Regions from separate parts of the Homo sapiens genome. Here region 1 is linked to region 2. The links are chromatin loops, found by intact Hi-C in ENCODE. Cell type or tissue: spleen. All regions are shown on one strand. Links, peaks and the distances in the headings refer to the core of each region. The heading gives the core; the rest is flanking DNA.

What was found. A loop is a pair of places that touch in the nucleus more often than their neighbours do. Peaks named below come from ENCODE experiments on the same cell type or tissue, not always from the same donor. Only the 100,000 strongest peaks of a DNase experiment are listed, where the experiment ranks them.
Region 1: a loop joins it to region 2, with 6 times the contacts of the local background. A loop is called at or near these places in 55 of 110 quality-filtered maps.

Annotation. Positions count from the first base shown.
Region 1 is chr5:2,016,957-2,029,363 of GRCh38, forward strand. All of the region lies in intron 2 of LOC105374618 (a long non-coding RNA gene), which reads left to right. Among named protein-coding and RNA genes, the nearest start is that of CTD-2194D22.4, 140 kb to the left of the region's middle. In spleen, for the core only: no CTCF peak of the experiment used is centred there; no DNase peak of the experiment used is centred there; H3K27me3 peaks cover 5,556 bases.
Region 2 is chr5:1,773,435-1,785,841 of GRCh38, forward strand. No RefSeq gene overlaps it. Among named protein-coding and RNA genes, the nearest start is that of MRPL36, 20 kb to the right of the region's middle. RefSeq lists enhancers at 8,711-8,820, 9,161-9,220, 10,091-10,140. In spleen, for the core only: no CTCF peak of the experiment used is centred there; DNase peaks (open chromatin) are centred at 4,767, 5,937, 6,487, 6,727 and 1 weaker place; H3K27me3 peaks cover 1,942 bases.

The DNA of each region.
Region 1 (12,407 bases), core at 1,466-9,465, 240 kb after region 2:
ATATGGTGATATGGTTAGGCTTTGTGTCCCCACCCAAATCTCACCTTGAATTATAATCTCCATAATCCCCACAGGTCAAGGGAGAGACGGGGTGGGGGTGATTGGATCATGGTGGGGGCTTCCCCCATGCTGTTCTCGTGATAGTGAGGGAGTTCTCATGAGATCTGAGGGTTTTTGTTTTTTCGTTTTGTTTTGTTTTTGAGATGGAGTCTCACTCTGTCACCCAGGCTGGAGTACAGTGGCACAATCTTGGCTCACTGCAACCTCCGCCCCCTGGGTTCAAGCAATTCTCTGCCTCAGCCTCCCAAGTAGCTGGGATTACAGGCACCTGCCACCATGCCCAGCTAATTTTTGTATTTTTAGTAGAGACGTGGTTTCATCATCTTGGCCAGGCTGGTCTTGAACTCGTGACCTCGTGATCCACCCACCTCGCCTCCCAAAGTGCTGGGATTACAGGCGTGAGCCACCGTGCCTGGCCGATCTGATGGTTTTATAAGGGGCTCTTCCCCCTTCGTTCGACACTCTCCTTCCTGCTGCCTTGTGAAGAAGGTGCCTTGCTTCCCCTTCACCTTCTGCCATGATTGTAAGTTTCCTGAGGCCTCCCCAGCCATGCAGAACGGTGAGGCAATTAAACCTATTTCCTTTATAAATTATCCAAGTTTCTGAATTGGACCCATTCATTTAAACTTTTTTGTGCCTCTGGTATGTACATATGTACATATGTATTCATTTATTTATTTACAACCTGTGTAATGGGCACATTGAAGACCTTTGTCCCAACCTCATCGTGGAGACCTGAAATGCAAAGATGGCATCTCCACTGCCCCCTCCTGTACAGAACACAAACTGCAGGTTTTTGTACCTTATCACTGGCTTCGTCACAAGGAGCCAACTTCTCCAAATCTCCTGAGTGATGCTTAAGAGATGTGACATGCTTATGAGGTTTTCATGACACCAAAGAAAACCTCTCCTGGTGAATTTGGAGGCATATTGTCCCAAATCCGCAGAACCGCAGGCAGTCCAGAGGGACCCTTGGGTAACAGTGCTTGGACAAGGTGACTTCAATCCCCGTAGAAATGATTATGAAACATCAAAATATAATTCTTCTTGAGTAGGTTTTGCTTTCTGAATATTGCCTCAACGTCACTTTGAAATCAAAGGCTTCTATCTGACACCCGTCAATCATCTGACACACTTGCGGCTTGTCTGCCAGGGCCTCAGTCCTCTCACCTCCGTTGCTGTTTGTGTCTGGATGCGGAGCGTCTTCCTCAGTCCTCTCACCTCCGTTGCTGTTTGTGTCTGGATGCAGAGCGTCTTTCTCCAACAAAGAATGGAGTTGCTTTCAGAGCAGACTCCGAGGCTCGGGTCCAGCACTGCGTGCTGTCTCGCACCTTTCCTTAAATGCCGCTCTGGACGGGTGGCAGAGATTCACCTCCTCTGATGCAAACCAAACTCTGAATTTGTTTAGAGACACAATCAATTCTGTGCTTTCTGTGGTGGCAGGTGCTATGGAAATCAGGCCTAGAAATGTTTTTTGGGGTGAAGGAGTACCACAAAAATTTATAACCAAATTTGGAACGAAGCCAAGAAGAGATCAGCGAGTGCACGGAGACAGTTGGTGCGGTTGGCCTGATGATTCATGACTGGATTCACTGGGTGGGAGAATTCCACAGCTGCGTTACAGGATGCTGGATTCACTGGGTGGGAGAATTTCACAGCTGCGTTACAGGATGCTGGATTCACTGGATGGGAGAATTTCACAGCTGCATTACAGGATGCTGGATTCACTGGGTGGGAGAATTTCACAGCTGCGTTACAGGACGCTGGATTCACTGGGTGGGAGAATTCCACAGCTGTGTTACAGGACGCTGGATTCACTGGGTGGGAGAGTTTCACAGCTGCGTTACAGGAGGCTGGATTCACTGGATGGGAGAATTTCACAGCTGCATTACAGGACGCTGGATTCACTGGGTGGGAGAATTCCACAGCTGCATTACAGGATGCTGGATTCACTGGATGGGAGAATTCCACAGCTGCGTTACAGGATGCTGGATTCACTGGATGGGAGAATTCCACAGCTGCGTTACAGGATGCTGGATTCACTGGATGGGAGAATTTCACAGCTGCATTACAGGATGCTGGATTCACTGGGTGGGAGAATTTCACAGCTGCGTTACAGGATGCTGGATTCACTGGGTGGGAGAATTTCACAGCTGCGTTACAGGATGCTGGATTCACTGGGTGGGAGAATTTCACAGCTGCGTTACAGGATGCTGACCACTCTGTCTGCCCATCTCTGGCTCCAAACTGCATCTGGAGGTCAGCAGAAAAGAGGAGAGAGGCCTATGGTTGTGTTGACCTATCTGGGGCTTTGGACTTCAGGGACTGAGCAGGGCTGGAATTAGAACCAAAGTCTGGGCTCTGCCCTGTGCCCTGTGCTTGGCTTAGGTGGGGACAGAGTCAGCTGATTTCACATTGATTTCAGGGCCACGCTCCTTGAGCATTGTCTCTGGGGTGGGGTTAGATGCACACGCAGACAATCTCCCCTACCTGTCTCTCTCAAAGCACTCCCACCCAAGCCTCCTGCCACAGCGCAGCTCTGCCTGCCCCACACAGGCTCCACCCCTCCCTCGAGGCTCTGCATGGGTTAGGATCACAGCCCTCCTGGACACACCGTAGTGCCCGGCATGACACATGCGTCTCCAGTCTGCATGCCCAACTTCATCAGTAACTGTTTGGAAGATGCAGGCAGAGACCTGGAGACTTAGGGAGAGCGTGGGCCCACCTGGGTGCTTTCTTGGGTCACCAGGGGCCTCTGCCTGCAGCCACATCTCTGGCTCAGAGCAGCAGCCATGGCCCCTCTCACAGAGTGGCCTGCTCTCCCGTGGCCCAGGTAGTACCCTGCTCTGCCAGGCTGCACACACTGAGCACAAACGAGGAGCCCCTGGCAGCCCCTCAGGTATGGTTGCTGTCAGCCTCACACAGGACGGAGAGTGCAGTGTCGGGAGAGGTGGGAGCAGCTGGGCATGACATCTCAGCTTTCCAGCGGCTGTGGCGGTCCCTGCAAGCGTCCCCTCAAGATTAGACAATCACTTGGTAAGAATTCAAGGAGATGCTTTCTGTTCACTTTACCCTGGCTTGCCGTATGACCTATCAAACGAGTTTGGTTCTCTCCAGGTTGCTTTCGTGAGAAACATCGTGTCCATGTTCATAGTATAAACATTGATATGGTTTGGCTGTGTCCGCACTGAAATCTCATCTTGAGTTGTAGCTCCCATGATTCCCACATGTCGTGGGAGGGATCCAGCGGGAGGTCACTGAATCACAGGGTGGATCTTTCCCATGCTGTTCTCGTGATAGTGAAAGTCTCATGAGATCTGATGGTTTTATAAAGGGCAATTCCCCTGCACACGCTCTCTTGCCTGCTGCCATATAAGACGTGCCTTTACTCCTCTTTCGCCTTCCACCATGATTGTGAGGTGTCCTCAGCCATGTGGAACTGTGAGTCCATTAAACCTCTTTCCTTTATAAATTACCCAGTCTTGGGTATGTTTTTATTAGCAGCATGAGAACAGACAAATACACACATACTGCAAAAATAATACCAAAGCATACATTGGTAATCAGCAACATGTCCCAAAATTACTTTCAATAGGTTGTCTTAAAAACAGAATAAAACACAAATGCATGATTGTTCTTGGTGCTGCAGGAATCAGTCCTTGTGTGAGCTTTGGCTTGGGTGGCAGGTCACTGGGGAGCCTGCTGCTTTCTGGAAGATGATTTTATGCAACTTTATCCAATTTAAGCAATCATGAAAACAATCTACCAGAATTTCTGCTTTGTAAAGCCACTTGGATTTACAAAAAAAAAAAAATTTTTTTTCATGAGCCAGTCAGCCACTAGAAATGTCAGACAACACACTCATCTGGTGGTTGACAGACAGAAAGACAGGTCCATGCTCGCCGTGCAGAGAGGCCGTGTGGCCTCAGGCCGTTGAAGATGGGGAGCCGAACCATCCACCGGGCACCTGCACCTCAGGAGCTCCTTCCTGATCTGAGGCTGCCTCGGCGCCCACCTGAACACCGGTTCTCCACTTCCTTCCGGTTGTTCAAAGCTACCTCCATCGTGCACTTAACAACATTATTTTATTGATTCTAAAGTTAAGTGTACCCCCTAAAAATTTTCAAAATACAGAGAAGTACCACAAATCTCTAGCCCACCTTGTGTGCTGGTCACAGTCTGTTGGGTATCTTTCCAGTCTCTTCTGTGCACAGCTGTAAAAACGCAACACACACTCTTGGCCTCCACCTCCCAGGTGCCCTCTGCCCTCTGCCTTTCCAGCCCCTCAGTCACTGAACCCCAGTGACTGTCTCCTTTGGAACCTGGCGGCCTCCTGGCCTCTGTGCCCGCATGGCCCTGCCTGCGTTTCTGAGTCTTAGCCAGCTGGCTGCTCTCTGCCTTGTGCTCCCTCCGCCACCTGCTTCTCCAGGGGCTTTTCCCACCCCTCCAGGGTCCTTCACTTGTTCCTGCTCTTCTACTGCCCCTGAAGGTTTGGCATTTCTGGGGTTCCTGCCCTTGACTCTTCCTCGGAGGCTCCTCAGTCTGTGTGTACCCCCTGGGCTCTGTGGGGACACCCTGAGGGCTCCAAGTCCATTTCCCCACATCTGGTCACCATCACCACACAGCCCAGAGGCCAGTGCCCCAACCAGGCAAGCACCAAGCCCACCATGGCTCTCCCTAGGCCCTCCTTGCTGGTGGCTGGTCCCCTAAACTAGCACCCCTGAAGCTGGTGGCAGCAGCTGTATCGGGGTTTGTTTGCCGGGCATCTCCTGTGTCTGAAATGTGGGCATGCGATCCTCACAGCCTCTTTTGCTGAGGGGAATTGCTCCTCTTATGGGTCCGTGAGGATGCAACAGGACCAGGTAGCTCGGGTAGGGGGCGCTCCCTGCAGAGCGAGCCTCCAGCTGCTGCCTTGACAAAGGCAGACCAACACCTTCGTCTCCATGGGTGCCTGTGGACCCTCCTGTCCTGAGGCATCCCTACCCCTTGCCTCCCCCTAACACAGATGTTAAGTCATATGCTTAAGTAAAAGACGGAGCCAAAACCCAAACCAGTTCTGCTGATCCCCAGCGTCTCCGGTGGTAAACCCTCCCGCCCCGGCTCCCCTTGGGATATTCCTGATAACTTCTTAGTTTGATCCTGCCTTTGGGAAATGCTAGGATAATCTCCACTTTTGGGGAATGCCAACCTTTTTCCTTGGAGCGTCTCACCTCCTGCTGTGGGATGGCTACTCACACCTGTCGGTGTATTTTGTTGCCATGAACATGACAGGTTAATCTGGGGGTGGAAGCTGAGCTGGTCAGTTGGACTGATTTTACTTGTTTGAGTGTTTTTAAATATGATGAAGCGAGGTCTGGGTATTTTAATTTTGTTTATTATTTGGTCTTTTGGGTTACTTAGTGAGACTACATAAACTCATCCAAAAACAGCTAGTTTTGTGCCACATAAATACACTGGTACTGGAACAGAATTAGATCAATAAGCAGCGAAGAGAGGATGACTGAGATGAACAGGACGGTGGAAGAAAAATCAGAACTTGCAGCAATGGGGAGGTCTGGAGCAGCCCCACATGGCACTGCTGGGAACACATGCCTGGACCCGAAGCCACATACCTGGACCCAAAGCCACACAGGTCAGTGGCCCATCCTGACGCTAGCCAGGTTTACTAAGCATCAACACTGGGGAAGACAATGACTGGTGCTGGCTCACCAGCTGTGGAAATGGTGATGCCCTGGCTCCTACTGTGGGAATGGTGAAGTGCTGGCTTTATTGTTGTAGGACTGTTGAAGTGCTGGTCCCGTTGGTGTGGGCCTGTTGAGGGGCTGGCTCCATTGCTGTGGGACTGTTGAAGTGCTGGTCTCATTGGTGTGGGATTTTTGGGGTGCTGGCTCCATTGCTGTGGGACTGTTGAGGTGCTGGTCCCATTGCTGTGGGTCTGTTGAATATGGGCTTCATTGCTATGGTAATATTGATGAAGACAGGAGATGGGATTTTGTGGCCCTTTCTGAGTTTCTTTATCAGATGCCCGTCCTGCATAGCAGCTGGTGCTGCATATCGCAGTCAGAATTCAGCCTCATTCCTCCCACCTCTGTGGATCCAAATGGTCTTTTGCTCCCCGACCTTTTGCAAATCCTTGCTGTTTCCCAAAGGAAGCAAATCTGTATTTTTCTGTTTTCAGACAAACTGATGTCCAGTTCAGGCCCCTCAGAATCTTAGAGTGTCCAGAAAATATGTACTTTCCCTTCAGCAGGTGTCTTGATCTGAATGCTGTCTACACCTTTATCTCCCTAGGTGGAAGTTCCTCAGTCTCACCTACACCCCTCAAGGGTGGAGACATTATACACTAATGGGCAAGATGCAGACATTGGCCAGAAAGAAACATTCCTGGCTAGTGAGAAACAAGTTATGTGTATATTTTAAAATGAACCAAAAATGTTTCCTTGAACAGCTTCCAAATTCATAAATGCATAGAAAAACGAGTCTGACTAAGAGCAGCTGGCGTTTGCAGCTGCCCCAGTTTTACCTGTTTCCAGGTAAGCAGGAGACACGTCTGCTGGGGCAGTGATTTAAGAGAGGCACTCACCTAAAATAAGCAGCCAAAACCATCCTGGTTATTACAAATGTCACAGAAAATAAGTGGAATCCACTTCATTGGAATATATCGACATGAAACCCGGACTGTTATTTCTAAGAAAGTAATTAATGTTTCACCTCTTACATGCCATTATTAATGCTAATAACAGTACTTTACGTGTATAGTATTTTCCTCTTTCAAGCCGTTTTTATCAGAGACCACATAGTCTTGTCTGATTTGAAATATGACATTAAGGATGCATATTTAAATCTCCCACTACAATTGCAGACTTCTTCTTTCTCTTTAAATTCTATTTTTTTTGTTGTTTCCTTTATTTTGGGACTATCTTATTAGGTACATATAAGGTTATGCCTATTATATTTTCTTGATTAATTGCTATCTTCATCATTATATATTATCACTCTTTATCCTCTGTAGTGCTTTTTGGTTTAAACTATATTTTGCTTGGTATAAATATAACTACACTGGTTTTTTTTAAGTATTTGCTTGATAAAACTTTGCAATTTTTTGCTTGTTATCTTTCTGCAATTTTATATTTTATACATATCTGTTGTAAAGAAGACATTGCTGAGCCTTCAAGCTGCTGAATTTGATCCATTTACACTTATTTTGATTACAGATAGATTTGGAATTTCAAAAAATGTATCTTTGTAAGGCACACTTTGTTTTGGGCAGATTCATCTGATTTTATAAAATGAGAAAACAAACAGAAAAAAGTTAAATAATTTTGTGAATGCTATAAAATAAAACAGTGAAATTGCTAATTATTTTAAGGCCACTGTGCAGAAAACTGCTTAAACATATATGAAAATAACACAGCTCTTAACAGATTGCCCTAGTAATTTCCGTAGAACTTCTGTAAGTATATAGAAATTAAAAATGGGATTGGATTAATAATTGTATAATAACACTATCTGGACTTTAACCTTGATTTTCTTTTTTCTTATATGCAATTATACTGAAACATGAAGATAAAATATACTAATTTTGTTCAGATTATCTACCTCAAATGAAGCAAATACAGTATTTTTCAACGTGTAATTGTCTACTTTTCAAAATAACTTTTTATTAAAGAAAGGCTCATAATGCTATGCCTTTAGACAGTACTCCTAATTAATGTAAGATTTCAGCAACACAACATTACACAGAGAGATTACACATGCAATCATAAAAAACTACATATAAATATTTAAAAACATGACATTTGTGAATTATTTCAACCTTCACAGACTTCTTTATAAGCATGTTTCATGAAAAATAAGGGGTCCAGATATAACTCTAAGTTAAACCGTACTTTAAGTTAAACCTTAAGTCTCCCCATAAAGGTGTCCTAGAGCAGATGTCCACCGATCCAGGCATTGCAATGCCTGGGAATCAATGGTGTAATCAGCAAGGTGGAATTGGATATGTGGTGATAGCTATCGATGTTTATGACAGGTGGGTGCACCGTCAAGTTGGAGTCTGAACTTGATAAATTGGCGCTCTTGGAAAAGGTGGGTGAGAGTCATTGTGGATGTGGATAGGAGCAGAGCGGTTCTGAGCAGGACGCCAAAACAGAGGAAGCTTCGGAGGACGCTTGTGCCTTCCTGAGAATGAGGCCACGGAGCACAGCGGGAGCCAGGGGGAGTTTCACAAAGGCTACTTTTGACTTGGTTTTGCAATCACCTTTTTACTAGTAGGTTTTGTTTCGTTTGTCTTCTGTTGGGAATTTAAATATTAGGAAAACAATTTGGGATTATCTGTCTAGACTACCCTGTCAGTCCATCTGAGGCTTGTGTCATCTTAGAGCTAGCTATATATTAGGTAAGGCTTAAAGGCTAGCTGAAGGGTGACGCTTCCCTCAGCTAGGAGGAGATGGTTTTTTAAAGGCTTGCTGAAGGGCGGTGCTTCCCTCAGCTAGGAGGAGATGGTTTTTTACAGCAGTGCTGACTCCACAGGAAGCCACCCAGTGTGCTAGGAACCACACTGGAAACACAAATCTGGAACTGGTTTGTTTTTGTTGTTGGGGGTGTTAACATGTTACCTGAAAATTAATAATCTTTTAAAGATGTGGCAAAGCCTAATGGCACCCTCCTGGGTAGCAAGTCCAACGTTGTCCAGGCACTCACCATTTACAGAACGAATATTGCAAAACGGTTTTCTGGGCTTGTGTTGTTTCCTTCCCTTCTTTCTTTTTTCTTGCTTACTGGCACTAAAAGTCAGCCTTTCATTGTTGAAACAGTTGACCATAATCTTAATTTACATTTACTCTATGTTTCATCATAAGCTGTAATGCCTTTTAGCATAAAGTGGATTAATCAGAAATCGTAGCCGAATTGGCAATTCAATTGTTAATAGTACTGTTTCTAACATTCAAAAACTTTTCCTCTGTTTCGAATTTATTCATTTTAAATGACTGGAACAAATTTGAGCAAGTAAAAGCTGGTAAGCTTGAGATTTTTCTGGTTTAATTATTTTTCTGGTTTCACTTTAGCTTTTAAATCCTTAGACTATGGTCACAAATATAATCCAGTGCATAATTGTCTCCTAATTTGACTGACGACTTAACTGCTGAGTTGTTTTATGGCTTTTCACATGGTTATACTGAAGGACAGTCTACATGCACTTGAAAAGATGATATATTCTGCTGTTGTTGAGAATGGTCCCTAGATATTAGTTGGGTCAAGTTGGTTAATAGTGTTGTTCAAATCTTCTGTATCCTGGCTACTTTTTCATCTGGTTTTCCATCAGTTATTCAGAGTGGGATATTAAAGTGCCCAACTATCATTGTGCAATTGTCTATTTCTTTCTCCAGTTTTATTAGTTTTGCTTCATTGTAAAAATATTTCATGTACTTTGACACTCTGTTATTAGGTGGGTATATATTTACAATTATATTTTGCTGGTAAATTGACTTTTTTGTAATTATAAAAATCCTTATTAAGTTTTAGTAATGTGTTTTGTCTTAAAATTTACTTTGTCTGATATCAGTATGGCTACTATAGCTCTTGCACGATTACTGCTTGCATGGTATATGTTTTTTCATCATTTGCTTTTAAACGATTTTGTGTCTGAAACTAAAGTGTGTTTCTTGCATACCATTTGATTTTTTTCTGGTTGTTTTGTTTTAAATTCATTTAAACCATCTTTAATTTTGGATTGGAGTTTTTAATGCATTTATAGTTAATGGATTTATTAGTATAAGTAATGGCTGAATTTATTTCCACCATAAGATGGCTGAATTTATTTCTACCATCTTGATGCTAGTTTTATCTTATGTCTTTTTTGTTTGCCCATTCTTTCTTTACTTTCTTTTATGTTCAATAGCAATTTTCTAATGTACCATTTTATTCCTTTTTAAATGTTATTCTCTTGGGAAATATTGCTCTAGGGATTAGAGTATACACATTTACTTATCATAGTTTATTTTATGTTAATACTCACTTAATTCTGGCAAAATAGAAACACTTTGCTCCAATACAGTTTTATCCTTTCCCTCCTTTATGCTGTCATTGTCATGAATATTACATGTATATATAAGCATTTATATTGCATTTTAAATAACTTCAAAGAACAATGCAAAAATGTTTATACTGTCTTTATGTTTACCTGCATAAGAACTTTAACATTGCTCATTATTTCTTCATGGGCATTTGAGTTGCCATTTGGTGTCATTTTTTTTCTATCTGAATGATTTCCTTTAGTATTTCTTGTAGGATAGGTAGGCTATTGAGAGGCTGGGTTTCTGGGTCGGGTAGGGACTTGGAGAACTTTTCTGTCTAGCTAAAGGATTGTAAACACACCAATCAGTGCTCTGTGTCTAGCTAAAAGTTTGTAAACGCACCAATCAGCACTCTGTAAAAACGGACCAATCAGCACTCTGTAAAATGGACATATCAGCACTCTGTAAAATGGACCAATCAGCAGGATGTTGGTGGGGCCAAATAATGGAATAAAAGCTGGCCACCCTAGCAAGCAGGGGCGACCCGGTCGAGTCCCCTTCTCTGCTATGGAAGCTTTGTTCTTTGGCTCTTTACAATAAATCTTGCTGCTGCTGCTCACTCTTTGGGTCCGCACTATCTTTATGAGCTGTAACACTCACTGTGGAGGGCTGCGGCTTCACTTCTGAAGTCAGTGAGACCACGAACCCACCAGAAGGAAGAAACTCCGGACACATCTGAACATCTGAAGGAACAAACTCTGGACACACCATCTTTAAGAACTGTAACACTCACAGCCAGGGTCCACGGCTTCATTCTTGAAGTCAGCGAGACCAAGAACCCACAGGAAGGAACCAATTCCAGACACACTGTCAGCAAACTGTCTCAATATTTGTTTATCTGGAAAAGTCTTTTTTAAAATTTTTGCTTTCACCTTTGAAATATATTTTTGCTGACTATAGAATTCTTTACTGATAGTTTTCTTTCTTTCTTTTGGAACTGTTAATATGTCATCCCAATACCTTCTTGTATACATTCTTTGTTATGAGATGTCTGCTATTAATTTATGATGGTTACCTTATATATGGTCATAGAGTTTGGATACCTGTCCCTGCCCAAATCTCATGTGAAATTGTAATCCCTAATGTTGGAGGTGGGGCCTGATGGGAAGTGTCTGGGTCATGAGGGCGGATCCCTCATGGCTTGGTGCTGAATTTGCAATAGTGAGTGAGTTCTCCTGAGATCTGGTCATTTAAAGGAATGTAGCACCTCCCGTCCAGTCTCTCACTTGCTCTTGCTTTTGCCGTGTGACGCACCTGCTCCCCCTTTGCCTTCTGCCATGATTGCAAGCTTTCTGAGGCCTTCCCAGAAGCTGAGCAGATGCCAGCACCATGCTTTCTGTACAGCCTGCAGAACTGTGAGCCAATTAAACCTCTTCCTTATAAATTAGCAGGTCTCAGGTATTTCTTTATAACCATTCGAGAATGGCCTAATATATGTGCTGAGTAGTTTTGTTTGCTTGTTTCTCTTGCTGCCTCCGTGATTTTCTCATGTTATTTGTTTTTCAACAATTTGACTATGATGTGTCTGTCTGTCTCTTTCTGCTTATCTTTAGGATTTGTTAAGCGTCTTGAGTGTGCAGATTCTTCATCAAAGTTGGAAGTTTTCAGTTATTTCTTCAAATATCCTTTTGCCACATGATCTCTAGCTATTCTGATATTCCCGTTAAACATAAATTTGATACTTCTTGGTGTTCAGTGGGTCTCTAAGGCTCTGTTTATTTTTATTTACTCTTTCTCTCTTTTGCTTTTCCAAATTAAACACTTTCTTTCAATTTGTCTTCACGTTCACTGATTTCTTATTTGGTCAGTCCAAATCTTTTTTTGTTTGATTTTTCATTTTTATTATTGTGCTTATTAACTGCAAAAAGTCCACTGGATTAAAAAATAATTTCTATCTCTTTGATATTCTCGGGTTGATGAGTCATTATCACTATATTTAAAAAAATTCTTTAAACATGGTTTTCTCAATGTTTTGAACATATTTATAATAGTTTTTTTTTAGGTTTTTGTTTGCCAGGTTCAACATCTGGGTCTTCTCAGAGAGTTTCTATTGACTGTTTTTTCTTATGTGAGAATCACACTGTCCTGTTTCATTGCGTGTCTTAACAATGTTTCTTTAAACCTTGACATTTTAGGTCATATATTATAGCAACTCCAGATCACAACTCCCTTTCCCTGCGGGGTTGTGGTTGCAAGTTTTGCTTATTGTGTGTTCAGTGACTTGCCTGGACTAACTTTGTAAATTCCTTTTCTCCTGCAGTGTGTGATCAC
Region 2 (12,407 bases), core at 1,862-9,861:
CTCAAAAACTCAGAATACAAATAGATAAATACTGGAAGGTATAAAATTACAGCTAGCAACATTCAAGTAAGAAACTGAAGAAAAAGACAGAAATCATAACAGAAAGTAAGGACAAATTATGGGGTGCCCAAGGGAAAACATATATAACCAAAAGCACAGTAAGAGACTTAGAGAACAGAAATAAGAAGATACAAATAAGAAATTAAAATGAAAATAAAGGAAATTAAAAATATGAGAAAATAATAAATATAAAAGCCTGTCAAAGAATATACAACACAGATGCAACTGGAGTAAATGAAGACTAAATTAACACAATGGAACAGAACTGATATTTAAAACTATAATTCTGGCCAGGAATAGTGGCTCATGCCTGTAATCCCAGCACTTTGGGAGGCCGAGGCGGGCGGATCACCTAAGGTCAGGAGTTTGAGACTAGCCTGGCCAACATGGTGAAACATTGTCTCTACTAAAAATATAAAAATAGCTGGGCATGGTGGCGTGCACCTGTAATCCCAGCTACTCGGGAGGCTGAGGCAGGAGAATAGCTTAAACCAGGGAGGAGGAGGTTGCAGTGAGCCGGGATTGTGCCACTGCACTCCAGCCTGGGAGACAGAGTGAGACCTCATCTCAAGGAAACAAAAGCAAACAAACACTATAATTCCATACCTATAATCTCAGCACTTTGGGAGGCTGAGGTGGGAGGATCCCTTGAGTTCAGGAGTCTGAGACCAGCCTGGGCAACATGGTGAAATCCTGTCTCTAAAAAAAATATAGAAATTAGCCAGGTGTGGTGGTGCACATCTGTGGTCCCAGCTATTTGGGAGGGCTGAGATGGGAGGATGGCTTGAGCCCAGGAGGCAGAGGTTGCAGTGAGCCAAGATTGCACCACTGCACTGCAGTCTGAATGACAAAGCCAGACCCAGTAGATATATATATATTTTTTATATACTTTGTTGATGAGATCAGATTCATGGGAACTTGCGGACAGTGATGGGAAAAGGTGTCGGGAGCCTGTGTCACACCTGGGGCCCATCGAAGTGACCGAACAGCACTCCAAAGGCATGAGCACTTCTCAGTATGGAAATAATTCCTCAGTTTCCAAAAAATCCACATTTGTTTTTCTATGAATGGTGGGATTTTATTTAATTATATTTTATTGTTCAACCCTGTCTGTGTTTTGTAAGTTTTCTGAATTTAATTCTACCTATTGAAAGATGCCCATCATATACTCAAGAAAATCAACTTGGAACATTGAAATCAAATACAAAAATTGTGGGATGGAGCTAAAGCAGTCCTTAAGGAGAAATTGATTAATGCCTATATTAGACATGAAGAAAAAGTTTAAATCAATTATCTTTGCTTCCACCTTAGGGAGCTAGTTAAAAAAGAAAAAAATTAAGGTCAAGGTAGGCAGGAAAAAAAAGAAATAATAAAAACAGAAGGAAATTTAATGAAATATAAAACAACGGAGAAAATTTACAAACCCAAAATTTGTTATTTGTAAAGATTAAGGCCGGGTGCAATGGGTCACACCTGTAATCCCAGCACTCTGGGAGTCTGAGGTGGGCAGATTGCTTGAGCTCAGGAGTTCAAGACCAACCTTGGCAACATGGCGAAATTTCGTCTCTACAAAAAATACAAAAATTAGCTGGGCATGGTGGTTTGAACACCTGTAGAAGGAAGCTACTTGGGAGGCTGAGGTGGGAGAATCACTTGAACCCAGGAGGCGGAGGTTGCAGTGAGCCAAGATTATGCCACTGCACTTCAGCCTAAGCAACAGAATGAGACTCTTTCTCAAGGAAAAAAACAAAAGATTAATAAAATTGAAAATCCCTTAACAAGACTGATTATTTAAAAAAAAAAAAGGCAAGACAAATCATCAATGTCAGGAACCAGGAAGGGGCATCACAACAGGTCCTGCAGACACGCAAAGGGTAATGAGTGATGACACGAACAATTTCATGCTGATGCATTCGACAGCTTAGATAAAATGGACAAATTCCCTGAGAGACACACATTACCAAAATAAACCCAGGCAAAAATAGAAAATTTAAATCGCCCTATATTTGTTAAAGATATTAATTCATAATTAAACTCCTTATAAAGAAAATTCCAGGCCCAAACAACTTCATTAGTAAATTCCATCTAGTGTGTAAGAAAGAAGTAACATCTATTCTATATAAACTCATAAACTAGAGGAGGAACTATCATTTCCTAAAGTATTTTATGACGTTACTATAACCAGAATTCAAAAACCAGACAAAGGCATTATAAGGTCAGAAATTGACAGACCAATAGCCTTCATAAGCATAGATGCAAAAATCACTAACAAAACATAAGCATATCAAATTCAGCAATAAGTAACAAGAATAAGATATCATGATTAAGTTGGACCACTTAATCATGATTCTAGAAAATTCCAGAAATGCAACATCTGTTTAACATAAGAGAATAAATCAATGTAGTTCACCAAATTAACTAAAGAAGAAAAATTATATTGTCATTTCAATAGATGCAAATCAATTATTTGAGAAAATATAACACCGTTTTATAACTTAAAAACTCTTAGCAAATGTTGGTAGAAAATAGTTGGTAAATTTTTCAACCTGATAAAGAGCTCTTACCGCTTCTTCTCAGTATAGTACAAGAGGTACTAGCCACTGCAGTAAGACATGAATGGGAAATGGAAGTCATATTAATCCAAAATAAAGAAGTAAAAGTGCTGAGGGAAAGAAGCTGAATGCCAACTAGTTTATACTGAATTATTCCATTTACATGAAAGTCTTGAACAGGTAAGACTAAACTTTGTTGTTGTTGGTTGTTTGTTGTTGACGAGATCAGATTCATGGGAACATGTGGGCAGTGATGGGAAAAGGTGTCGGGAGCCTGCGTCACACCTGGGGCCTGTTGAAGTGACTGAACAGCACTCCGAAGGCATGAGCACGTCCCTGTATGGAAATCATTTCTCAGTTTCCAAGAATATCCACATTGGTTTTTCTACAAATGGTGGGATTTTATTTAATCATATTTTATTGTTCAATCCTTTTTTTATTTGTAAGTTTTCTGAAATGACTATGTATTACATTGGTAAATCAAAATATTAACTAATCCAATGTAGTCCAAACAGTAAAAATACGACCTAAAATTATCTCAAGGTATAAATGCTTAGCAAAGAGTGATGTAGGGCCTAGCTCTCTTCTGAGCTATTTGATGAGCTCTTTCTAGAAGATGTTCTTACAATGAACTTGGGTAACAGAAGAAAGGATTCATAATCATAATGAAGGCCTGGGGCTGGGAGGGCATCTGGTCAATAAGAAATTGGCCCCTAAACCTCGAAGGTCCAGGCCCGAGGTTGGTCAGTTACTCCTCTCAGGTCAGCCTTGGAGGCAGCTGCCTTGTATTGGCTTCTTGACTCTTTGTTCTTCCTCTTCTCCATGTGTTTTGGGTCACAGTTCCTTTCTTCCTAAGTTTCACAAAGTCCTCACTGAGGTCTTCCTCCTGCCATGTCCTCAGTTACCTCCTGGGCTCAGCCTCGCAGGAGGAGCTCCCTCTGTTGCTGCTCCCCTGGGCATCGGGCATCTGGCATCTTCAAACACCACATGGCCTTCCAGTTCTTCTCCCATCCCCACCCACCCATGCCTCCGTGGGGAGGGCGGCAACTCTCCCAGGTCTTTGCCTCTGGAGGGCTGAGGCCCCACTCTCTTCCCAGGATTTGTGCCAATTGCTTTGGTGACACAGACACATGGGATCCCGTCTGTCCTGTCACTCCCTGTCCCCTCTCGGAGCTTCCTTTTTTTCTGACCCCTTCTGGATGCATTCAGGGCAGGACACAGTGGGCAGTGGGAGCTGCGAGGAGCCTCTGAGCACATGGAGCTGTCTCCTCCAGGACTGTCCTGAGGGGCAGTGGACACAGCCCACAGCAGACACCGGCCTTGCTGAGCAGGGAGACTAAGGACAGCAGCCTGGTGAGACCAGGAGCTCGGCTGAGAAAAGCCGCGCCCTCTCCGGGGAAAGCCCTGCGCCTCCCGTGCGGCGTCTGTTATGGTGGATGCCGCCGGCAGAGAGCGACACTGTGGACTAAGCCGTGTCCTCCAAAGTCATAGGTGAGGCCCCAGCCCCCACGGGACTGTATCTGGAGCTAGGACATTAGGGAGGGAATTAAGGTTAAATGAGGTTGTGAGGAGGGCCCTGACCCGATAGGACATGTCCTTGTAAGAAGAGAAATCGACACCAGGGATGCGCGTGCGCAGAGGAGTGGCCGTGGGAGGACACGGGAGAAGCCACAGTCTGTAGGCCATGAAGAAGCCTCGGGAGAAACCGCCCAGTGGCCCCTTGGTCTTGAACTCCCGGCCCCCAGACTGGGAGGGAACAGTTTCTGGTGTTGAAGCCCCGGCCCGTGGTACTTTGTTACAACTGCCTGAGCCAACAAGGCCAGATGAAGAGGAAGGACAGCAGTGTGCCAGGTGTGTGTGGGCCTTGCACAGCCGGGGAGGCTCTGGTGTCAGGAGGTCCTGTCTTCAGCCTGGCTGGGTAGTGCTGGTGAGTCAGCTGACATCCGGGGCTCTGTGTTCATTGTCTACCTTGTGGGCAGCAAAGCAGATGACCCTCCTGCATTGAAGCCCCCTGGGCCTCTGGTCACCCAGAAGTCAGAGTCGGGAGACACACACCTGCTGTCCATACCTGCTGCCCTGGTGCGACTGCAAAGAAAGGCAGAGACCCAGGGGCATCGGCTATGGCACCAGGATGCAAAACACCAAGTGCCTCTCCCTCCCTGGGAACACTGGCAAAGGTGCAGCGAGCCACAGCCTGGCGTGAAGATGAGGGTTGGTCTGGGCCGTGCTTGCCTGAGCAGCCCAGGGTTTCCTGTGCCCTCCAGCTGAAAGCTGGGGGCCTGTGGGGTGACCCAGGCTGCAACGGTCACAATGAGGGCAGCACTGGCTGTCACTGTCTGTCCCAAGCAAGCCCTTTGTCTCTGAGAGGGCAGGGTGCATGTGTGTGCATGTGTGTTACGGGCACCTTCCCAGCAGGAAAGCGACATGCCAGCTCCCCTCACCCCCCTCGGGGGGCCAGTTTCCACGGTCTCAGCTTGGTTGGGGGTATGGGCGCTCCCTTGCCCTAACCCCTGGGGGAGCCCATTTTCCCAGACACAAGGACAAATCAGGCCGGCTCAGCTGGGGACAGCCAATTTCCTGCATTTATTTGTTTCTCCCGAAAGAAGGCTTCTGTTTGGTTCTAATGAGTAGCTTTTCCTAAAGAGAAACAATAATAACAGCAGAAACGTAAGTGGATTCTGTAAACTTGTAATCATACGTGTCAAACACAGTGTGGTATTTTCCCCCGCAAAATAGAAATGGTGGGAAGTCATACAGAGTGGGTGCGGGAAATTGTGTTTTCTCTGACAGAAGTTAATTCTAAACTAAGTATTCCCTGAAAGGAAAGCAGGGAAACATTTTTACATGTCTATCATTCGTCCTTAGAGGACACAAAACAAATATGTTTTTTAATGCTTGACACCAGCATTATTCCGGGTGGCCTCGGGCTATATGCTGTTTTCCAGTTTGTAGAATTGGAGGAGAGGAAAACAGCCCTGCATTAAGAGGAACATATTGTACAGGTTAATCATAAGCACGCAGAAATCAGAGTGCTGCCAGCCGGCAGGACGGAAGGCCTGGGCGCCAGGAGTTGCGGGAAGGCAAGGAGGCGGAGGTGGCAGCAACGAGGGGCCAGACCAGGGTCACTGCCCCGGTGGCAAACGCTTGTGGATGTGCCATGGGCTGGAGCTCTTTTGGGTCCCTCTCCATCAGGAAGCCGCCCTTCACAGGTCTCCCAACAATGCTTACGTGCAGAAGGAAGCTCCTTGGAAAGCCGAGGGTCATTTAATCAGAGTCCATTCCCCAAGAAGTCCCCGTCGAGGAGCACTTAGGCAGTCAGGTCCTGAGAGGCAGACGGCACCATCAGGGCCAAGGCACCGGGGCTGTCCCAGATCCTCCTGCGAATGTGGTGGGAATTACGACTGCTCCGCAAAGTGAGCCCAGACGCACACATTGCATAAAAGCGTAGCGGCCGCAGGGCCGAGGTTCCGGAGGGCACTTGTTGCTTCGGGGTGTGTGTGGCCCCACCTCGGGGTCTCTTATCCAGCTTGGCCTTCGGTCACTCCCACCTCAGCCTCTCCCGCTGGGAGGCAGGCCCATGTGCGCCCTTTCGGTGGGGCGTGGAAGTCTTGCTTTGGTAGGAGGCAGCCCTACCTGGGATTTCCACTTCGAGGTTCCTTCTTTTCCATGGGATTAGGAGTGCTTCATCGCTGACCCTGGGGCCAAGCTTCAGGATTTCTAAGCCCACAGTCCCCCATGAAAACCCAGCCCACGTGGCTGATGCTGGGGGAGGGCTCTCAGAACAGGGGCTCTTGGGGTCCCTGCCCTGTGAGAGTTCAGCAAGAGGTCAAAGTGTGCAGCTACTGGCCCTGGTCCCCACTGCCTGTCAGCCTCCCTCCCCCACCCAGCCTGTCCTTCCAGGGGCCGCAGCAGGGCCAGCAGGGCACACATAGGCCTTCCTGGACCCCCGCAGGGGAACCCCAGCCCATGCACTTGCCCCATCCTGAGGGCGATGTGAGGCTGAGGGGCCCCTGGCCACGGGTCCCATTCCTTCCCGCCTCCTGCCAGTATGGCCTCCCGAGCACAGGCCCTTTACCATCCTTCTGAAATTCTCAGCAGCATCTGGAAGGGAGCTGGAAACATGGCCCAGGGAGTGAGTTGCCCACAGAACATTCTAGTCCGATGCTGGCCCCAGCTTCCCTTCTTCTTTCCTAGGCTATGTGCCTTTTACTCCCAGAGGCATCCGGCCACCCTGGCTCCTGTGGGGATGGTGTCTCTCCCACTCTGTCTCTTCTCTCCATCCCTGTCTCTGTCATACATTCACGCTGCGTGATGGCTGATTTGGTCCAGCAAGAAGGTGGCGCTGCGACCCCTCCCCTCCAGAGCATGGCTGCCACCACTGCCCAGGGAGGGTGGGAGGAGGGACGCTCTGTTCTCAGTTCCAAGAGGATCACACTGAACCCCAAACAGGTCTGCTGTTGGCATCAGAGATGCCCGCGGAGGGACTCGGCTGGCAGCCCCTGGCTCAGGGATCAGCATCCTGCCAGGGGTGGCTCCCGGGTGTCCTTTGCTGGACTCCGGCCTCGCCACTTCCCTGAGGCCTTCAACATCCAGTCTTGGGGGACAAATCAGTTTCCGTTGATAAAAGAAAAACTTCAGCCAAATTAAATGTAAAGGAATTTAATTGAGCAATGGATGATTTGTGAATCGGGCAGCCTTCCCAGCCATAGCAGGCTCCAGGACTCCAGTGCACCCTCGGGCAGAAGAATAATTTTGGATAGAAAAAGGAAAGTAACGCACAGAAGATGGAAGTGAGGCCCAGACACAGCCGGATTGTTACAGGTTGGTGTTTGCCTTATTTGAACACAGTTCAAACAGCTGGCTACATGTGATCGGCCAAATCTCAGTGATAGGCACAAGTGTAGGCTCTGGCCTGTTTACACCTCCACTTGTTATAGTTGACAATATGCAGAAAAACCTTTAGGCCGAACTTAAAATATGTAAGGAGGCAGCTTTAGGCTAAAGTTGATTTAGCACCGTGCATTTTGAAACTCACATTGGCAGGAATCTCTTTTATTCACTTTCCCCAAGATGTCTTCTTGGGTCTTCCGACAGTGCCTCGCTGCACTTCAGGATCTTTCTCTAGGAACATCAAGCAGGCGACTGAATGGATAATGCATCCTCGTTCTCAGCTCAGCCCTTCCCTCTGTCAGAGGTGGGAAGGGCAGAGACACTGTTTCTGGAAGGTTCTTCTGTATCTGCTCTCCCACCGCCATCTCACCCTGGCCTACACCCTGGGACCTGGTTTCACAAGGACCTGGCAGAGCAGCCTTGGGACAGACCCCAGATGCTGGAGGACGGTGTAGCTGCCTCAGCCTCATCCTCAGCCTCACCCTCAGCCTCACCCTCAGCCTCACCCTTAGCCTCAGCCTCACCCTCAGCCTCACCCTTAGCCTCAGCCTCAGCCTCACCCTCAGCCTCACCCTCACCCTCAGCCTCACCCTCACCCTCAGCCTCAGCCTCACCCTCAGCCTCACCCTCAGCCTCACCCTCAGCCTCAGCCTCACCCTCAGCCTCACCCTCAGCCTCAGCCTCAGCCTCACCCTCAGCCTCAGCCTCACCCTCACCCTCAGCCTCACCCTCAGCCTCACCCTCACCCTCAGCCTCACCCTCAGCCTCACCCTCACCCTCAGCCTCACCCTCAGCCTCAGCCTCAGCCTCACCCTCAGCCTCACCCTCACCCTCACCCTCAGCCTCACCCTCAGCCTCAGCCTCAGCCTCACCCGCTCCCCCCCGCAACTCCACCAAGCCCCAGGACAGCTCTGAGCTGTGCTCACTCTCTCCTGGGCCAGGCTGCAGACAGCACTGCCAAGCCACCACTTCCCCACGATCTCAAACAGCAAAGGCTGCAAATGCTTGGGTGACTTTTTGGTCCCCAAAACTTTCTGGACTCACACCTGAGAAGGCACCTCTGAGGGAAGCAGGGCTGCAGCTGCCCAGACCAGGAGGGAAACTCCAGGGCTTGGTTGCTCACCTGGTTCCCCGCCAAGGTGGCCTCTCACTGGGGCCATTTAGCTGAGGGGGCTGCTGAGCTGGTGTGAGACCCCTGAGGCCAAGTTCCCCAATCTCCTGGGCTGTGTGTGGCGGTTCCTGATCCAGCTGTCCCCTCCTCATGTGTGAAGCACAGGTGGCAACTGCAGGCACCGCTCAGGAGCCTGGGGGGGTGGTGGTGTCCATGCAACTGCCGGTTCGTGCATCCTTGGTGCTGTGTCTCAGCAGGAGACAAAAATGTCACCCAACGTACCCCTCAGAAGAACCCCCCTGCCTCATCTGGTACTCCCCTAGACAACTCCTAAATAATGTCAGTCTCCTTGGAAGGGGTTAATAAGGCCCCTCACAGAACTTGGGTGATCACTTCAGAGCCTTTCGGCCTTAGAGTAATTCTGCCATTGCACCGTCACCCTTGGGAACTGTGAGCATTCCCCATGGGAGCACCCATCTTGTCTCAGGAAACTCACGTTGATCACTGCCCACTGGTTCAGAATAAAATATGGTCTGGACTGTTGAAGTGGAAGCCCCGGAAATGCTTAACGCCTTTTTCAGTGTTTTCATTTTCCTAAACGGGAGGGATCCTCCAGTGTACATATGTGTGCACACACACACACTCATAAACACACCACACATGCAAACATGTAAACGCACCATGAGAACACACATGAACTACACATGCACTGACATGCCATGTGTGCATGCACACACCACACATGCACACGTCTGAGCACACATACCACGCATGCGTGCACCCTATGCACTCACACACGCACATTCACACGTGCTCACATGTGCACACATGCACAGCATGCAAACATGCCACACACACACACCACACATCTGTGCACACATATGCTCTGCCCTTCCACATGAGATTCAGTTGTTCCCTTGCAAGCTCTTACCCTGGAGTGGGCCCTGTCCCCAGAGATCCCTAAGAAACAGCCACGCACAGTTTGTCTGAAACTGGGCTCTGGACACAGAGCTCTGGAAGGGGTCCCCTGCCTTTGAAAAGGCCACAGGACTCTCAGCAGCTTGTAAGGACTTGTGTGTCACAGTGTGGGTTTAAAACAAAGACGGGTCCCTCTGGTCTGTCAGATGCCATGACCAGCATTGCCCAGGTTGCTCCTCCTCTGGCTGCTAGGAAGGGTGAGGCTGGTAAGGCTGGATTACTTATCAGTGGGGGAATTTTTGGGCCTTTTGAAGTGGCTTTGTGAGTCTGGAGGCTCTGAGTTTGGCCCGGCGCCTGCTCTAGGGGTTGACACGCGCACCTATAAATAACAGCGGTGACAGGTCCCCTGTCAGTACCCGCTGATGGACGGCCCCTTCTCCCGCCATTACAGCCTTGTGACTGTGGGAAAATTAATTTAAGTGGTAGTTAATTTCTAATGAATTCCACTCAAGCGGCTAATATGGTCCCTCGGCGTTATGGTAACCTTCATGGATCATTGCATTATGTAAATAAATTCTACTTTATGCTGGTTTATTAAAAAAGAGAGTGAAGATTGGGAAGCCTGGTGAAATCTTCTCTCAGACGCACACAACTAACAGACAGCAGGGAGATGTTTAAGGAAGGGAAGCCGCCCAGCCCAGAGGTGCTTTCCTGGAAGGCTGCGCTTCTCACCTCTAACTTTCCAGATGGACCCCACTGCCCACTTTCAGGGCTCCGCATACATATCTCCAAATCTCCAAATTCCATTTTGTTTTGTTTGAGATGGAGTCTCAATTTGTCGCCCAAGTTGGAGTGCAGTGATGCGATCTTGGCTCACTGCAACCTCTGCCTCCTGGGTTCAAGTGACTCTCCTGCCTCAGCCTCCTGAGTAGCTGGGATTACAGGCAGGCGCCAACAAGCCTGGCTAATTTTTTTTTTTTTTTGTATTTTTAGTAGAGACGGGGTTTCACCGTGTTGGCCAGGATGGTCTCAAACTCCTGACCTCAGGTAATCCACCCTCCTCAGCCTCCCAAAGTGCGGGGGTAACAGGCATGAGCCACCACGCCTGGTCTCCAAATTCCTTGTGTCATCATTGTATTCCAAATGGAAAGAGGAGTGTTCTGCCTTAAACCACATGCAGTTCCTCATAACCCTCAGAGACAAACCTTGGGAGTACCCTGATCGGAAGCCCCACTCTGAGGACAAGTGCAGGCCGGAGGACCTGGGCGTGCTTCGGCTTCCTGGTCCAGCATGGAGAGGGACAGGCGTGCAGACTCCCCATAAATTCTTCCACGCAACCCTCAGCAGCCCACCCTGTGGAGGCCCCTCCATGGCCCTCCCTTGCCCACTCCTGGTCACTCCAGTCCCCTGGTGGCATTCGCTGAGGCAGAGACGCCCTCCACCCTGCAACTCTTTCCCGTCTCGGCACCCAAAGCCTTCCGTGCTCCCAGTCTTCCTCCAGTGCCTGGGCACCTGCTTTTCCCCTGCTGTGGCACCATCTTTTTCTATGTGGGAGTCCACAGGGCTGGAGCCGGGACCCCTTCTCTACCTACACATTCTCCTGGGGGACAGAGTCCAGCCCTTGGCTTTCAATATGCTTTGTTGGGTTGTCTAATGCTGCAGTCAAGCCACCCTAAGGCAGGACTTCAAATTCAAATAGTAATGACCTTGCATGTTGTTCCCAGGTCTGGGGTGACTGGGCTCAGCAGGGCTGCTCTTGTTCAGCAGTGGTCAGATGGTGGCTGTGGCTGGGGTCGTCTCCTTCATCTCACCTGGTCCTCAGACTGAGGCTCCCATACCTGGACTCCTCTGGCGCACCTCTGTCTCAACAGCCTCTCCGTGGAGCAGCCTCCGGGTCTGGCCACTGAATGGTCCCGGGGCGAGGGCCCCAGGACAAGCCCACAGAGGCTTCGTTGGTTTCCTAAGCTCACTTTTCATTGTATTGATGGAGATGGTCGCAGAAGCCCATCCATGCAGGTGGCGTGGGGGCAGAGACCTCACCTCCTCAAGGAAGAAGGGTCCAAGAATTCTGGGCACATTGCAAAACTTCCCACTCTTCCTGTGGCCTAGACACCCTGATCTTCACCTCCAGACTCAGGTCCAGCCTCTGGTCCTCTGTCTCGGGGGCTCACCCACATGGGCTGTTTGAGGGTGCTTTGCCTTCCTCCCGCTCAGTTTCCTGCTCACTGTGGGTTTAGCTGGTGGCAGGTGCTAGCAGATCAGAGCAAGACAGAGGCTTTGCTTCAGCTTTCCCTGCATGCAGCAAGCCTGGGCGTCTCGGGGGCCCCTCCACACAGCTGCCCTCGGCTCCGGGAGCTGCCCCTCCCCTGCCTGTCCTGTGACTCTTTTTAAACCCTGCTTTTATATTTATGAAAGCTGGTGGCCAGGTGCGGTGGCTCACACCTGTAATCCCAGAACTTTGGGAGGGTGAGGCAGGCGGGTCACTTGAGGTCAGGAGTTCGAGACCAGCCTGGCCAACATGATAAAACCCATCTTTACTAAAAATACAAAAATTAGCCGGGTGTGGTGGCACGTGCCTGTAATCCCAGCTACTTGGGAGGCTGAGGCAGGAGAATCGCTTGAACCTGGGTGGCAGAGGTTTCAGTGAGCTGAGATCGCACCACCGCACTCCAGCCTGGCAACAGAGTGGGACTCCACCTAAAAAAAAATGCTGGCTAAAGCTCACCTGTCATCACCCAATTCCCACGTGCCATCTCTTTCCTGCCTGCCCCGACCAACACTGTTTCTCTGAATACCACAATGGGACCCAGCCTGAAGGCACCATTTTTCCTTCCAAACTCACCTCTTCCCAGTTCCCCACTGAGCAGAAGGAAACA